Regions from separate parts of the Mus musculus genome. Here region 1 is linked to region 2. The links are chromatin loops, found by intact Hi-C in ENCODE. Cell type or tissue: left cerebral cortex. All regions are shown on one strand.

Region 1 (8,000 bases), 250 kb before region 2:
ACCCTGGGCTACTGAGCAAGTTCCAGGGCTTCCTGGTCACATAGTAAGACTCTGTTGCCAACAACATGAGAAAGCATTGCCATTGAGAGGTCTGCTAGAGAAGGAGATGTGACTAAGATGTGCACGGAGCAGTGGGTAGTGTCAGGACTGTTTCAGAGTCCTGACTCGGAAGAATGGGATTGTGGAATGAAGATACCATTTCACTTTCTTTTGCCAACACAAAGAAAAACACACAAAATGTGTTTGGTTTCTGGAGACAGTTTCATGTCTCAGGAACCAGACCCCATTCTGCCTTGAGGTTCCTGAGGGGCCTGTGTTGGAGCTGTAGGTGTGTGTCACCACCATGGCTTAGCCTCTCCCTCCCTCGGCATCTGTAAGCTGTGGAAGTTTGTAAGTGGTCCTTTGCTTTCTAACTACATAAATATATCTGATATGTTTGTTTTCTGTGGCTAGCTTATGCTTGCTCTTCACTGGTATGCTGTCATAGGTAAATCTGACTACCAGGAGTTTCTTGATCTTTTAGTCTACAGCCTTGGCTAATTGCCTTGAATACTTAACAAAACATCCCGTTTCTGGCTATATTTCTACAGCTTTCTTCCAGCAGGGCTAAGACTGTTAGAAGAGTTTACCAAGAGACTGTCCCAACAATACAGCCCAGAGGAGAGAAGAAATTTAGGGACCAGGGGATGCCATAGAGAAAGAACAGAGAAAGTAAATATTTATAGACAAGACAGGTCAGGGATTTGTAGGCCAGCTGTAGTCCCTGTCCAGGAACCCTGCTCTTGTTCCTCCTCCCGAGGCGGAGGTTAAGGGAAGGTCGGGTATTATGAAGCAGTTATTTTGAGGTTGGCAGTGTGAACCACTGTGCTGACTTTGTTCCTGTCACCTGGGATCAGAAGCTGGGTTACTGGGTAATCAGACTTAAATGTTGCTGTCCCCTCACAGCTAGGGTTAAAGGTTGTGCTGGACACCCAGTGTCCTGTGAGTGCTGGCACCTGAATTCCTGTACAGTCACAGATGATTGTGTGGACCCAGTGAGGGTCCTCTGGAAAAGGAAAGTCAGGGATTCTTAACTCCTGAGCTAGCTCTAGCTCTAGCTCTATTATCTATTTATTTTTGACACTGGGTTCTGAGCCTGGTGTAAGTTAGGCAGGGACTTGGTCACTGAGTTGTGTCTCCAGCCTCTTTTAAAAATTATCATTTGAGGGCTGGTGAGATGGCTCAGTGGGTAAGAGCACCCGACTGTTCTTCCGAAGGTCCAGAGTTCAAATCCCAGCAACCACATGGTGGCTCACAGCCATCTGTAACAAGATCTGACTCCCTCTTCTGGAGTGTCTGAAGACAACTACAGTGTACTTACATATAATAAATAAATAAATAAATCTTTAAAAAAAAAAAAAAAAAATTATCATTTGAGCATTAGCTGGGATTGGCTTAAACTGAGTTTGTAGCCAAGCAGGCAGGCCTTGGGCTTGTGACCTCATGGCAATGGCCTCCTGAGTGACTGAGATCCCAGGCCCGTGCTACTAGGCCCAGCTTGCTTGACCTCCCTCTCCCACCTCTCTTTTTCCTTAATTTCTTAGACTTAGCCTTGCTGCATAGTTTAAGCTGGCCTTGAACTTGCTACTTAGTCCAGGCTGGGCTTGAGTTCTCATCTGTATTCTCCTGTCCTCAACCTCCCGAGAACTGCAGCACCGGGCAGCATTCATAATCTTAAAGCCCTGGAAGTGACCCTGATGCACAGCTGGAACTGGGAACTGCCAGTCTGAGGTTTAAGAGTGGGCCAGAAACAACATAACAAAAATGAAAACAAAGAAATGGAGAAGACAAATAAAATCATAAAATAAAATTCTTCTAGAAACTTATTTTCCAAAATCTGATGTGGGTCCTCTTGTTCCTTCTGAGAGAGGAGGGCCGTTTCTCCCTGGTTATTCACTAGTGTGTCCTGGCAAGTTGTCTAGAAAACATTTCAAAAATAGCACTGTGAATTTTATCTTTGGGTCCCAGGCAGGACAGTAGGATCAGTCCTCAGCTGCGTGTTGGCTGGGTTTGGAGATAAGAGCCGGTTGGTTTCTCACTTGAGATGTCTCCCTTCAGACTTTGTGGTATTTGGAAGACCAAGAGAGAAGGGAGTTGATTTTTTTTTTTTTTTTTTTTTTTGCCTGAAATCATAAATCCTTATGTGGTCAATTGTTGTAATCTGATTTAGAAATACTCAGTTCACTGTCCATTACAGCGGGTCTTAGGAAACCATTTCCCAGAGAGTGTGGTAATAAAAATGAAGAAACCAGCAGTTGCCCTGAGTGCTGCTTCGTCTTCAGTCTTGTCAGTGTGGAACTCCGCGATCATCCAGATCTACACAAGCCGTGCTGGTGATCAAGCCTAGGCCCTGTGTGTTAGTCAAGCACTGCCACTAAACTACACTTGAGGGTGACATAGCTCTTGAGAGCTACAGTTAAGAGTCATGTTCTGTCAGCTTCAGATAACAAGATTTGGGGAATGTGTTTTCTCTCTTCCTTTCTTTGCTTTTTTCCCCCTTTTTTCTTTTCTTTTTTATCCTGAGGCTGGAGAGAGGGGGCTCTAAAATTAAGTTCCTCTTCCAAAGAATGCAGGTTTAAGTCCTAGCATCTGCATGGCAGCTCACATCTGTCAGGAACTCTGGAGTGTCAGGAGCTCCATCACCCTCTTCTGGCCTCCGTGGGCACTTGGCATTTGTGTGGTGCACAGACATGCTTGGCTTTGAGACTGGTTTTGTTTCCCAGGTGCTGGGTTACGGGTGTGCCACCATGCAGATTGCCACCTGCTACAGTGGCGCTGCGCTATGCTCAACAGTGGCTTGGTGCTGGGTGAAGGTTGGGTGGCCATAGGCCTGTAAGCTGCTCTCCAGCCCCCATTCCAACTCTCAATTCCAGTTACTGTCTGCAGTTAAGGAGTGAACGTGCCTTGGCAGTTTTGTGTGGTAACCTGTTCTCTTCCTGCTGCCATCCTCTGTAGCTTGTTAGCTTGATTCCTTGGCTGCAGCTGGCTAGGTTTGGAGTGGCTGGTGTGGCTTCCATTCTTCCTTGGGGGTGTGATTGCTTTCAAAGTTTGGATTTATGAGCTGGCGAGATGGCTCAGCAGGTAAAGGCTGTTACCACCAAGTCTGACCACCTAAATTGAGTCAGTCCCTGAGACCACATGGTAGAAGGAGAGAACCAACCTCTGCAGGTTGTCCTTTGACCTCCACATACACACTGTGGTGGTGGTAGTGGTGTGTCTCTATCTCTGTCTGTCTCTCTCAGTAGATGTAGTTAAATTGGACTCATGTCTCTTTTGTCTTAGGTCTTTAGCCTGCTGTATGATAAGCTTGTGCTGTATGTAGACACGGTCTCTTTGTAGTTATTTGCTCCAGCAGCAGCTGGGTGTGCTTGCTTGGGCCTGTGCTTTCAAAGGATTGGCTTGGGCTTGAGGCCAGTATGAGCTACGAGGTAGTGAGTTCTCGGCTAGCCTAAACTGTAGAGTGAGAGCCTAATTTAAAAAAAAAGTGCTTACCTCTTTTAAAACAGTAATGTTTTTATATGAGAGGCACAATCTTTGAGGGTGAGGTTGTGCAGGAACCTCCTAAAAGCTCACCAGGTTGCCTGCGTGAACTAACATTCCACGGACACAGAGATTAGTATACACACGAAAATTTCCACACATGAAAATCCTGAAGCACACCATATTTATTTATTATATTTTAAAAAGAACTCTAAGCAGACAAAGTAGAGGTGTTTGCAGAAAAGAAAAAGGTTGTTGTCAGTAGCTGGATATGTTTTTCTTTTTTTTTCCTTTCTTTCTTTCTTTTTTTTTTTTTTTTTTCCCGAGACAGGGTTTCTCTGTGTAGCCCTGGCTGTCCTGAAACTCACTCTGTAGACCAGGCTGGCCTCGAACTCAGAAATCCGCCTGCCCCTGCCTCCCAGGTGCTAGGATTAAAGACGTGCGCCACCACTGCCTGGCCTGGATATGTTTTCTTTACGGGTGTGTTTCTTTTAGTGTGTGCTTGTGTGTATTTTGAGACAAGGTGTCATACTCTAGCCCATGCTGCCATGGAACTTGTGATTCTCCATTTCTCAAGTGCGGGGATGGCAGGTGTGTGCTACCACATCCAGCTTGTTGTCTGCATCCGATTTTATGGTGTGCTGATGATCAAGCCCAGACCTTTTTTGTTAGGTAAGTTTTATGTGTGTGAGTGTGTCTTGGAACTGATGTTAGGGATGGTTGTGATCTACTTGTAAGTGCTAGGAACCAAACCTGGGGTCCCTGGAAGGGCGAGAAGTACTCTTAACTTTTGACCTGTCCTTTCAGCTCCACACTTGAGCATTTTGCCTGTGTGTGTGTGTGTGTGTTTGTATGTGTCATATATATACCAGGTGTCTTCAGAGGCCAGAAGAGAGGAGTATTGGATTTCTGAGAACTAAGAATGTGGCTTAGAGTTGTGAGGCACCACATGGGTGCAAGGAAACTAGTTTGGATCCTCTGGGAGGGAGAGCAGCAAGTGTTTATTACGGAGCCATTTCTCCAGCCCCTAAAGCCAGAATTTTGTGCATGTAGACATGTATGTTTGTTTGTTTGTTTGAGACAGGGTTTCTATGTATAGTCCTGGCTGTTCTGGAACTCAAAAGATCTTCCTGCCTCTGCCTTACAATACTTTGATTAAAGGTGTATGGCACCTATATCTATATCTATATATATATATGCCCTGTAACTTTTTTTCAAACCTTATTTTTAATAATGGTTCTTTTTTTTTTTTTTTTTTTTTTTTTTTTGGTTTTTCGAGACAGAGTTTCTCTGTATAGTCCTGGCTGTCCTGGAACTCACTTTGTAGACCAGGCTGGCCTCAAACTCAGAAATCCGCCTGCCTCTGCCTCCGGAGTGCTGGGATTAAAGGCGTGTGCCACCACACCCGGCCTTAATAATGTTTCTTAAACACTATAACCTCCCTTGCAACCCACCACCCACCAGAGGTAGTAGAAAAGAAAGAATAGGGGGAAAAGAGGACCTGTTTACAAAGGGTATTGCAACAACTTCCATCTGTTGTCTGGAAATCCAAAATTCAGTTCACAGGTTAGCAGCTGCAGCTCCATCCACTCACAGATACTTCATGGATATACCAGTGGTCCAGTTCCGTAGAGTTGAGCTAGCAGACACGAATCAGCAGAGGTAGCACTACCTAGCAGAGACAGTCAGGCCTCAGACTAGGCTCGGGTCAGCAGGACAGACCAAGGAAGAATGCTGGGGAAGCAAAGATGAGAGAAGCCCTGAGGTTCATGGGCTCAGGAACATGCCATGGTGTGTGTGTGTGTGTGTGTGTGTGTGTGTGTGTGTGTGTGTATAAGTGTAAGTCAGAAGGCAGCTGCAGGGTAAGGTTCTCTACTTCCACCCTGTGGGGTTCGGACTTGAACTCAGATTTGGTAGCAGTCACTCTGGCATGTTGGTCCTCTTCTCTTCTCTTCTCTTCTCTTCTCTTCTCTTCTCTTCTCTTCTCTTCTCTTCTCTTCTCCTTCCTTCCTTCCTTCCTTCCTTCCTTCCTTCCTTCCTACAACAACTACAGACCATTTCTTTATTTTTCACTGAGACTTTCCCAGAGGCTATAACTAACCTTGTCCGCACCCCACCCCCTACGAAGGGCTCACTGCTATAAAGCAGACTCAGATAGTTTCAAGGACTGGAACCAACCTTAAATGGCAAAAATGTTTTCTATTTGTATTATCATAAAAATGTTTAAGTAAAAAAATGAAAGTAAAGGAGCAAAGGGGCCACGGTGGCTTCAGGGTGACAAGATCATTCACGGTTCATGTCAGACATTCAATCTTGGCTTGAGTATAACAAAGTTGAAACAGGATCGCTATCATACAAAAGGTTCACTACAGCACGCTGTATGTACCTGTTCCAAGTCCACCCCCAGCCCCAGTGCTTCCGACTCAATTACTTCCCAGCCTGTTGGGCCTGCCGACGGAGGAGCACGTAGATCTTCTCTTTGATCCAGTCTTTGTTATACAGCTGGTATGTCTGTGTATCAGCTCCGTAAACCAGACAGCTGAGGTCTGCCAGACCGTCAATGAAATCAAACAACTGACTGATATCCTATGTGATGGAAGGGCTGTTGGGATTCATTCTCTTCAGATGTTCTTCATCCATTTTACAAACACCTTCTATGCACTCATTCACAGACTCATAGTCAGCGTAAGTCTGCCCTCTGGCCTCTTGGTAGACTGTACCAGCTGCAGCCGCCACTAACACCTCCGCTGCCTGCCGCACCTACATCACCTTTCTTGATAAGCGTTGTTTTGCCTTTCACTTGTGTTTGGGTGTGCACATGTATTTGTGCATGCTCTCACCCTTGAATGTACATGTGAAGATAGACATCAGTGACGGGCGGGAGACTCTCTCTAGCGTCTCCACTTTATTTTTTTGAGACTGTATCTCTCACTGATCTGGGAAGTTGCCTTTTTGACTAAACTGGCTGTTGATGAAGCCCCTGGAATCAACTGCGTCTACCTCCCCTGGAGCTGGAGCTGTGCACTGGATCCATCTAGCCTAATGCGGGTCCTCAGGCAGAGCCTCCTGCTTGCAGACTAAGTAGTTTACACTCAACTGAGCCTCTTACCCCTCCCTCCCCTCTGTCTAAGCTAGTACTGGCTTAGATAGTGTACGGACCCATGTTCCTTGTTAAAGCTCATTAGTCATGCTGGATGTTAGTGGCGCACGCCTTTAATCCCAGCACTTGGGAGGCAGAGGCAGGTGGATCTTTGTGACTTTCAAGACAATGGCCAGTGCTACACAAACCTTGTCTCAAAAAAGGGAAAAAAAAAACTTATTAGTGATTTGTGGATACTGGCAACAATTTCCTGAAGTTTGTCTTCTTAGTAAGAAAAGGAAAATGGACAGCCCAGAGCCAGTGGTGCACACCTGTAATTCTAGCACTTGGGAGGTAGAGACAGGAGAACTGGGTTTCAGGTCATCCTCACAAGTGTAGGGGGCCTGAGGCCGGCCTGGGGCCACATGAGACCCGGTCTCCCAATGAAACTGAGCAAGCAGGCTCTTTACCCAGAGTATAGATATTTGGTCAACAGATAGCCTGGAAGTATCTTTTGCTAATTAAGAGAAATTCAGGTTTAAAAAGAAAATCAAAAAATCTAAGTAAAGTAACCAGAAGCCATTTGTTCCTTGTATGTGAACAAAGTTTATTCAATTGCTACTGTTATTAACAGGGATGTGGTGAACTTCCTGTTCTCTTTTATGATGCTGTTAGGATAGAAATCAGTCATCATTAAGTTCTACAAAGCAACTTCAGGATATGTAATGGGCTTTTATGATTGTACTTCATAATCTCGTTTCACTTTGAATATTTGACATACTATATAGACCTTATAAAATAATCTTCAGTACTGTTATGTGAAATTAGAAAAAAGACATTACTAAATGTATTGGTTATGTTATCCTCACGGCAGGCAATTGGGTAGCCATTAATTGTGCTTTTGAAGAATAGGTAATTATTTTATGTGTGTGTTTGCCTGCATTTATATGTGTGCACCATATTCTTGCCTGGTGCCCGCAGAGGTCAGAAGAGGGCATTGGACCCCTTGGGACTGGAGTTACAGACATCATGAACCACCATGTGGGTGCTAAGCTGAACTTAGGTCTTCTAAAAGAGCAACAAGTGCTTTTAACACTGATCCACCTCTTTAGACTTCAGCTTTATTTGAGACAGACTCATATTTATATATTATTTATTTGTGGATTGAGGTAGGGTCTCTCACTGAAACTGGAACTTGCAGATTTCTGGTTACTCTAATGCGCTGGCTCCCGGCTCCTGGTTCTGGAATTACAGTTGTCTTACTTGCCTTCCATTAAATGGGTTCTGGGGGATCTGAACTCCATTGTCTGCTCCATTGAATTTCCCCATGGTCCAGAGAGACGGCTCACTGAGTAAGAACCTGCTGCCAAGCCAGGTGACTGAGCTTATTTTTTTCCAGACC
Region 2 (8,000 bases):
AGCAGGTTCAAGTGCAATCCTACACAAAGATTGCATTGATTTCAAGTGCCAAGTTCAGGCTTCTCACAGTACTTACACTGAAACAACTACTCATAAGTACACACTGGGCAAGTGTTTCCCTTCAACTTTCAGTTCGTGTGTTTGCATGCATTCTTTTACTTCCTCAGAGTAAAAAGGACGGTTAATTCATGAGGCTTTCGGGAGGCTGGGATGCACTCAGTAGGTGACTACTTGCATAATGTGAGTGAGTAAAGCCCTGGGTCTGAACCCCCCCCCCCCCCAGCACTAGGGGAACCCATGTGGCAGCATTGCCCATGATCCCAGCACGGAAGAGGAGGTGCAGAAAGGTCAGGAGTATAAAGCCATTCTCAGGCCAGCCTTAAACTTGGAGCAACCTGTGTCCCAAAAAAAGAAAGAAAGAAAGAAAGAAAGAAAGAAAGAAAGAAAGAAAGAAAGAAAGAAAGAAAGAAAGAAAGAAAGATGGAAAGAGAGAAAGAAAAGAAAAAGCCCAAAACAACAAAACAAACAAATAAAAACCAAAGGCTAACCAAAACAAATAGAAAAAAGAAGATCCTGGCATCCTTCCAAACTTCAAGAGGGAGCAGTGTTGCTGGCTTGTTGTCCAGCATCCAAAAGATAAGCAGGTAGCTGACCTAGTGATTACAAGGTCGGCTTGAAATCATGTGTTCCAGGTCAGCTTGGATGCCACAGTGGGCCTTGTCTCAGAAGACTAAACAAAGTATGACACCATATTGTAAATATGATGGGACATCAGGAAACCTAGTAGACAGGAATCCTGCAGTAGCCCCTGTCATACTCACCACACAGGGTTTCCTGGACAAAAGCTGTGTGCCAGACACTGTGTTAGGCACTAGAAGAGGCTAAAGGGCAGGTGTACCACAGCCCTCTCTCTCAAAGGACAGTGACCAGGCTCAGGATTTACATAACAAGTGGAAGAGGTGATGCAGACAGGACCACAAGTACTAAAAATAACAAGACTGCCTTCAGGAATGGGCAGAACACACTTCAGATAGATGGAGCTTGAGCTAGACCTTTGAGTGACAAAATTTTCTAGGAAATGAACATGTACAAGAAATCAGAACCACATGATCTTATAGGTAGGGTCCATTTTTTTTAATATTACAAAAAAGTTAAATATGTACAAGTCAACAGAATAAAATAACAAACTTGTGAGCTCATCACAGTATTGACCAATCCCAGCAATCTTGCTTTATATGTAACTTACATGTCAGAGGCTATAACATAAGCCTATTTTTAAATACTACATCCCTTCTGGGATTTGTTCTCAGATAAAACTACATTCTTCCTAAATGCAGAATACAAATAATCACACTTGATTCTGTTTTTAAAGTATCATTTTTATATATATCTATAAAACCCAAGTGAAGGGCTGGAGAGATGTGGCTCAGCGGTTAAGAGCACTGACTGCTCTTCCAAAGGTCCTGCCTGAGTTCAAATCCCAGCAACCACATGGTAGCTCACAACCACCCATAATGATATCTGATGCTCCCTTCTGGTGTGTCTGAAGACAGCTACAGTGTACTTACATATAATAATAAATAAGTCTAAAAAAAACAAGTGAAGAATGACCAAAAAAATCCAAACTTCAGCTTCCATATATGTCCAGAATAGCTCTTGCATTCTGATATTTCTGTGAGAATAGGTGAAGCAGAGAGTTCACAAAGCATCATGGGCCACATACTCAGGACACATCACTTGGCCTCCTGAGCCTGTGTCCTCCTCTGAAATACGGAAGATTTCCCCTCCTTAGAGACATGTGAGAACTATCTGCCAAATACTGTGTGTTTAGTTCTTGTGCCCTGGTTGACTTGGAAGAACCAGAAAACAGGGTAGGGGCCGAGCTTCCCAGCCCTCTCCCCTGTGCACCATCCTTCCTCAGGACACTGTGGACTCTGCTCCTGAAAACAAGCTGGAAAGGAGGGGCTGAGGGTCCTGATGGCAAGGCACTCACTCGATTGCTTCCTTTATTCCATCAAATAAAGTCAAGACCCAAGGGAGTGTTTCAAGAGAGTTTATCATATAAATGATCAGCCTCCACAAAGTAGTCTCTTTACCTAGCCCACAAGCACCACACAAGCTGTAGGTGGCCTACCTACCCATTAAGGCACTTTCACCTTCAATGTTACACACAGGACATCACTCTGTGGCTCCAAACTGGGGCTGCGAATGTGTGTTGCACACAGCACTTTCCCCAGTTCCTCATCACTGGTATTTTTTTTTCAACCAATCCATATTCTTTTTACAGTACAGTTCAAAACCAAACCAAACCAACAAGGCAGCCATGAGGATTCACAGAGGAGTCCTCGTGGGGCAGGACAAGCAAGCTCTAGGTGTTGCCAGTGCCCATGGCAGCACCAACATTACCTAGTCCATCTGCAGGTAAGAAACTGAATCCCACCTGCCATTGAGATGCCCCTCCCTCACTGCTGCTCACAACTATTAGTCTGTCCTTTTAAACCACAACTGGAGCCACCAAAACCCAACTTTTCTTTTAGTTATTTCCTCTCAACTTCCCAGTTACCTTCTTTTTCAGATTGTGCATACATCGCTGCCGTTTGCATTACTAAAGCATGTTCGATCACTAACCCTCCATCAGGACACAGTGAGCTCCCGACTTAGCATAACCATCCCTTGTTTTCGTGTATAACCCGGCTCTTTTACTGTCTCCCTATGGTAGTTACAGCTCACTTACGCTCCCAACACTTGACAGTTTGCCCCGTGCTTTGGGAAGGTAGCCACACAATCTGTACAGGTTAGGGAAAAGGCAATTCTGGTACTTAAAGGTTTAGGGTCAAGGAATGAAGAACTAACTCACTTTTCCGAAGGTAGCCACACAATCTGTACAGGTTAGGGAAAAGGCAATTCTGGTACTTAAAGGTTTAGGGTCCAGGAATGAAGAACTAACTCACTTTTCCAATTACAAAACGAAGCGGACCTTCAACCCCACTCTTCGGAAAAGTCGACAGTTCTGGTACCAAGCCACAAGTGCTTGAAACCATCTCCGATCTCTTAGGCTGCAGCGACCAGGTTCCCCGCCCGCCCGGTACCTACCACCAACCCACCCATCTCCTGTTTTCTCACCCTCAAGCCACAGCTCAACTACACCATTCCCACTCGCCCCCGGTACAACCAACCTCCTTCCGCGGCAAACACTCCACGCCTCTGCCCTTCTCACCTCTTTCCCCCCAAACTTGGACGCATCTGTCACCTCCCCCCTGTAAATCACAAGTGTGTGTGCCTCAGCCCTAAACACGCTGCTAAAAAAAGTCCCACAGGCAGGGGGACTCAACCTGGACGGACACACACACACATTCCCGTGATCGAGCCCTCCACCCCCAGAACACCGGCCAGCACTCTTCGAATCCCCAGAGCAGAGTACCAACCCCTTTACAAAGACTACCCATGACCCCGCTGCTACCGACGACTTCCTTTACAGAATGTGGCCATCCTGGAACAAGACTCCCCCTCTCCGCTGTGCCAGGGCTCGATCACGGGGCCGCAGGGCCTCTGCCCACCGCGGAAGCGGTCGCTCCCGCCCTCACTACTTGCAAGTTGTGCCTCTTACCACCTGTTCTCGCCGAGAGTGGGGTACACCTTCGCCCGGGCCCGTTCTCTGCCCACCCTTCTCCAGCTTCCCCCCTGGCCCGCCAGCACCCGCGCCAGTCGGTTCCGCTGCGCGGCTCGAATGACCGCCCCTCCCCCGGGCTCGGAGGACGCCCAGCGGCCCGCACCCCGAGCCCCGCGAGCACCTGCGGCCCGGCCCGGCCCGGCCTCCTCGTCCCCAAAAGCCCGCACTCACCACGAATAGGTCTGTTCCGCCATGGTGCTGCCTCTCGGGGGCTCCGCGGCTCGCTCGGCCGGCGGCAGAGGGCGCGGCCGGGGGCCCCGGCGGCTCGCTCCTTCACTCGCTCGCACGGAGGACAGGCAGTCGGGCTCCGACAGACTCCGACGGGCCCCGCTCCCTGGGCCCCGGAGCGGGCGCGGGCCCCGGGCTCCGCGCTCGGCCTCGTCAGCCGCGGCGGCGGCGGCGGCTCCGCTGCGGCTCCAAACCCAACATGGCGGCGGCGGCGGCGGCGCGGAGAACAAGGGCCCCGAAACGGTGGCTCGGGCCCGCGCTCAGTGCGCGCCGGGCCGCGGGAGCGCCGCGCTCGGGCGGCGGCGGCGGCGGCCGGGGGACATGGCCGGCGGCGGCGGCGGCAGCGGCGGCAGCAACGGCTGAGGGGGGCGCTAGGCGGTGAGGCGAGGCCGCTCGAAGCACACCCGCCCGCCGAGGGAGGAGGGAGCGAGCGAGCGGGCGGGGGCGAGCCCGGGCCGCTGGTCACGTGCCCAAAACACGCTCACGTGACCCCGGCGCCCCGCCCCCTCGCGCGCGCTGCCCATGCGCGGAGCGCTCAGCCCAGGTCGGCTCGGGGCTACGGTTAGCTGCAGCGGCCGCCGCGCGCTAGGCCCCTTGGGCGCGCAGTGGTCCTCCCCGGTGCGCGGCGGTTGACTGCCACTCAGCTGTCAACCTTCCATCATCCACCGTCGGCTGTCCCTGGGTCCTCAGCTGCCAGTCAACTGTCAAAATGCGGACAGAGCGCTGCATTCGGGTTCCCGCGCTGCGCGGTCCCCCTCCTTGGTTTCTGCAAACGTCCCTTCGCGGCGCCTGGTGCCAAGTCAAATGCTACCATGCTCGTCTTCATAGAAGCGATCAGCGGGGTCCTTGTTGGGTGCCAGCTAGGCGTCAGCGCCTTCACCTAGGCCCTTGTCCTTACATGCATATTCTCAGGGAAGAGACATAGGTGGTTCGAGCTGGCTAAAGCACGAAGATTATTTCAGAGTCATGGGGCTATTAATAATGGAGAGCAATTAATAGAGACTAAAGGAAGGGTGCAGGCTACTTTGATAGGGTGAATGGGCATAACTCAGTTGTTAGAGCGTTGTGTGTGACCATGTGTTAGGAAAAAAAATTTAAAAACCCAGGCCTAGTGGTGCGTGCCTTTAATCCCAGCAAAGGCAGGCAGATCTCTAAGAGTTTGCGGCCAGCCTGGTCTACATAGTGAGTTCCAGGCCAGCCAAGAATACATAGAGAGACTCTATAATGAGTTAATGAAAGACAGGGAGAAACGTGAAGAAGCATATAGCAAGAGATGAGGAAACATATTTAAGCTACACAGTGTATGTTTCTGACCACATGACATTCTGGAAAAATGACTATGGAAACAGCAAAAAGTTCACTGGTTATCAGGCTGAAGGGACACGTGGAGGATTTTTAAAGCAACAAAACTAGACCACGAGACACTGTACTCCCAGAACTGTAGTAGGTGGGCCTTGGGGGGAGGGGTGTATACTGAGCAATAGATCAAGGTCATCCTCAGATATGCAGAGAATTTGACTTACAGACTTTGGCACAAAGTTTAAAGCCAGCCTGAGCTAATGAAATCTTGAAAGAAGAAAGAAAGAAGAAGAAGAAAGAAAGCTGTGGTGGACCAGAGACCAACCTCAGGAACGTAGGCCTGAGGTAAAGACAGGATGGTACAATGAACTGAACCCCCTCCCCAAAGGCATTGGAGAACATTTTCTCAGGCAGGAGTGAGACATCCTCAGACCACAAGAGGCTTACCAACAGAAAAATCATTTTGCCAAGAGAGCGGCAGAGAGCAAGACCCAGTAATGGGAATTTCTGGGCTGAGCTTGGAACCAGGCAGGAATGAACAGTTTATGCCACAGGTTGTTGGACAAAGACACTAAAATGATGGGTGGAGACCATGCTCTGAAGGCCTCCCTAGGCCTCCCGCTCAGTCACTATGCTTGTGAATGGAAAGATGAGGTTTGGGGGCCATGCTTGGCTAACGAACACAGTACGCTTCCCAGAAACCCTATCTCTTTCTCCCTTTGCAGAGCAAGTCTCCAGTACCTGCCCATTCAGGATCCTCTCCGGCTCGCCCATCATTAAGCCAGGCTCTGACTCTTTTAGTTTCCCAGGGCCTGCCCAGGCTTACAGGGAATGCCACACCCTGACTCTGTCACCGGAGAGGTCAGTTGGCCACTGCCCTATATACAGGTTCTGTTTGCTTGTTCTCCAGGGGGAAAGGAAGCCTTTCGTGAAAAGGCCAAGTTCACTATTCCCACATACCTTCCGCCTTCCTCTCCCCCCACTCCCACCCCACCCCCGCCACATTCCAGGTGCTGGGACCAGCCAGGTTCTAGGTGGCCCCCTCCTTAGTATCACCAGAGAGGCCAAGAAAAGGTGTCAGAGAGGGTTTAACCCAAGGTCTCAATAAAACCACCTTTTTCTAGCTAGAAAGGTATCAGCCTTCAAACCTCTGCCCAACCCAAACCCCTGGTGTCCTGGGGAGATGAAACAGTGAAGCCCAAATTCTTTTCTTTCTCTTTCTTTCTTTCTTTTTCTTTTTTTTTTTTTTTTTTTTTTTTTTGGTTTTTTTTTTGGTTTTTCAAGACAGGGTTTCAAACCAAAAAAAAAAAAAAAAAAGGTAAAAGCCGGGTGTGGTGGCGCACACCTTTAATTCCAGCACTCGGGAGGCAGAGGCAGGAGGATTTCTGAGTTCGAGGCCAGCCTGGTCTACGAGTGAGTTCCAGGACAGCCAGGGCTACACAGAGAAACCCTGTCTCAAAAAAAACAAAAAAAAAGAAAGAAATCCGCCTGCCTCTGCCTCCCGAGTGCTGGGATTAAAGGCGAGTGCCACCACGCCCGGGGCGAAGCCCAAATTCTTGACATTTGCAGAAGCCTTAACAATTCTAGGTACTTCTGCAAAAAAGCCAGTTGTGACCTTAAGCGTGACACAGTCACTCTGAGTCTCCAAGCGGAGTGACTGGGGTTTCAGATCCCATGGGAAAGGCCTGAAGCCATAACCAGGTGTGGCTATGGGAGGTGCCAGAACTTTCTCAAGGGAGTTGGGAACAAAACAGACCAGACAAGTAGCTAACAAAACAGAAATGACAAGCAGGCGCCTCTGGGCAATTCTCTTAGGCTTGAGTCGCAGTGAGTCACAGAAGATTAGGCCAAGTGAGTAGTCTGAGGAGAGTGGAGCTGAAGTGACCGAGATAACAAACCCAACGCCTCCCTAGAACAGAAGACTCTGCGCTAACCAGAAGCTCCCAAAATGGTTCCCAGGAAAACACACAGAGCCTATGACAAGAACCAAATTGCCCTAGGTGGGGCTGGGAAGGTCTCCCAGGCCCCAGAAACCCCGTGTGCACGGTCCCTAGAGATGAAGACAAAGCCCAGAGCCTGGTGGCTCAGGCATCGAAGGCTAAGCCTGTCAGGATGCAGGAGGCATCTCCAGGTCACCATCAAGAGCACCACAGACTTGTGGTCTTCTGGAAAGGCCAGACCGGAATGAACTGGAGCCCTAGCATTGGTTGGAAGTCAAAGAGTGACTTTCAGTGCCCGTGCCAGAGACACTCAGCTCTAAGCTGGAGCAGCCCCAGGTGTATCTCCAACACTCTGAGCTTTGGCCAGGAGTCAGGTGTGTTTGGCAAGGCTTCAGGTGTTGGCTGCCCGCCCCCCCAGGAGGGGCACTCTGATCTCCACCAACTCCACCCCACCCCTCCCAAGATGAGAGGGCCATAGCTTGTGTAATATTTGTTGAAAGAGAGCATGAAAGCGCCTCTAATTATCCCCATGGTAATTATAGGTTCTACCCACTGAACATGTTCAAAGGAGCCTTGGAGAGCCTCCCAGGACCCATCATCCGCCTCAGGCACAGACTCCGGGGAGAGCCTCCCAGGACCCATCATCCGCCTCAGGCACAGACTCCGGGGAGCAGGCATTGCCAGGCCCGGCTTAAGCATGCTCTCATCCTCAGAGCCAGTATCTCACTTGTGTCTTCTCCCTGACACCGCACCAATAGGCAGGGGTAGTCGGTCTTCCCCAGACACCTGGTGCCCATGTCTTCTCTTTTGCTGCCATTTTCTGTGATGAGGCCCAGACAGCTTCCTTACCCGACCTTCTTGTA

The links. Hi-C counts contacts between places; a loop is a spot of excess contacts. Peaks named below come from ENCODE experiments on the same cell type or tissue, not always from the same donor. Only the 100,000 strongest peaks of a DNase experiment are listed, where the experiment ranks them.
Region 1: a loop joins it to region 2, with 1.8 times the contacts of the local background. A loop is called at or near these places in 1 of 42 quality-filtered maps.

What each region holds. Positions count from the first base shown.
Region 1 is chr5:115,261,341-115,269,340 of GRCm38, reverse strand. The region is part of intron 1 of Rnf10 (ring finger protein 10); the gene reads left to right. Among named protein-coding and RNA genes, the nearest start is that of Rnf10, 7.6 kb to the left of the region's middle. In left cerebral cortex, no CTCF peak of the experiment used is centred here; no DNase peak of the experiment used is centred here; H3K4me3 peaks cover 245 bases.
Region 2 is chr5:115,007,457-115,015,456 of GRCm38, reverse strand. Sppl3 (signal peptide peptidase 3) reads right to left here and starts at 3,933. Exons shown (of 11, transcript NM_029012.2): 1 at 3,842-3,933. The coding sequence starts at 3,864. In left cerebral cortex, no CTCF peak of the experiment used is centred here; DNase peaks (open chromatin) are centred at 3,243, 3,494, 3,655 and 4,389; H3K4me3 peaks cover 2,729 bases; H3K27ac peaks cover 1,227 bases.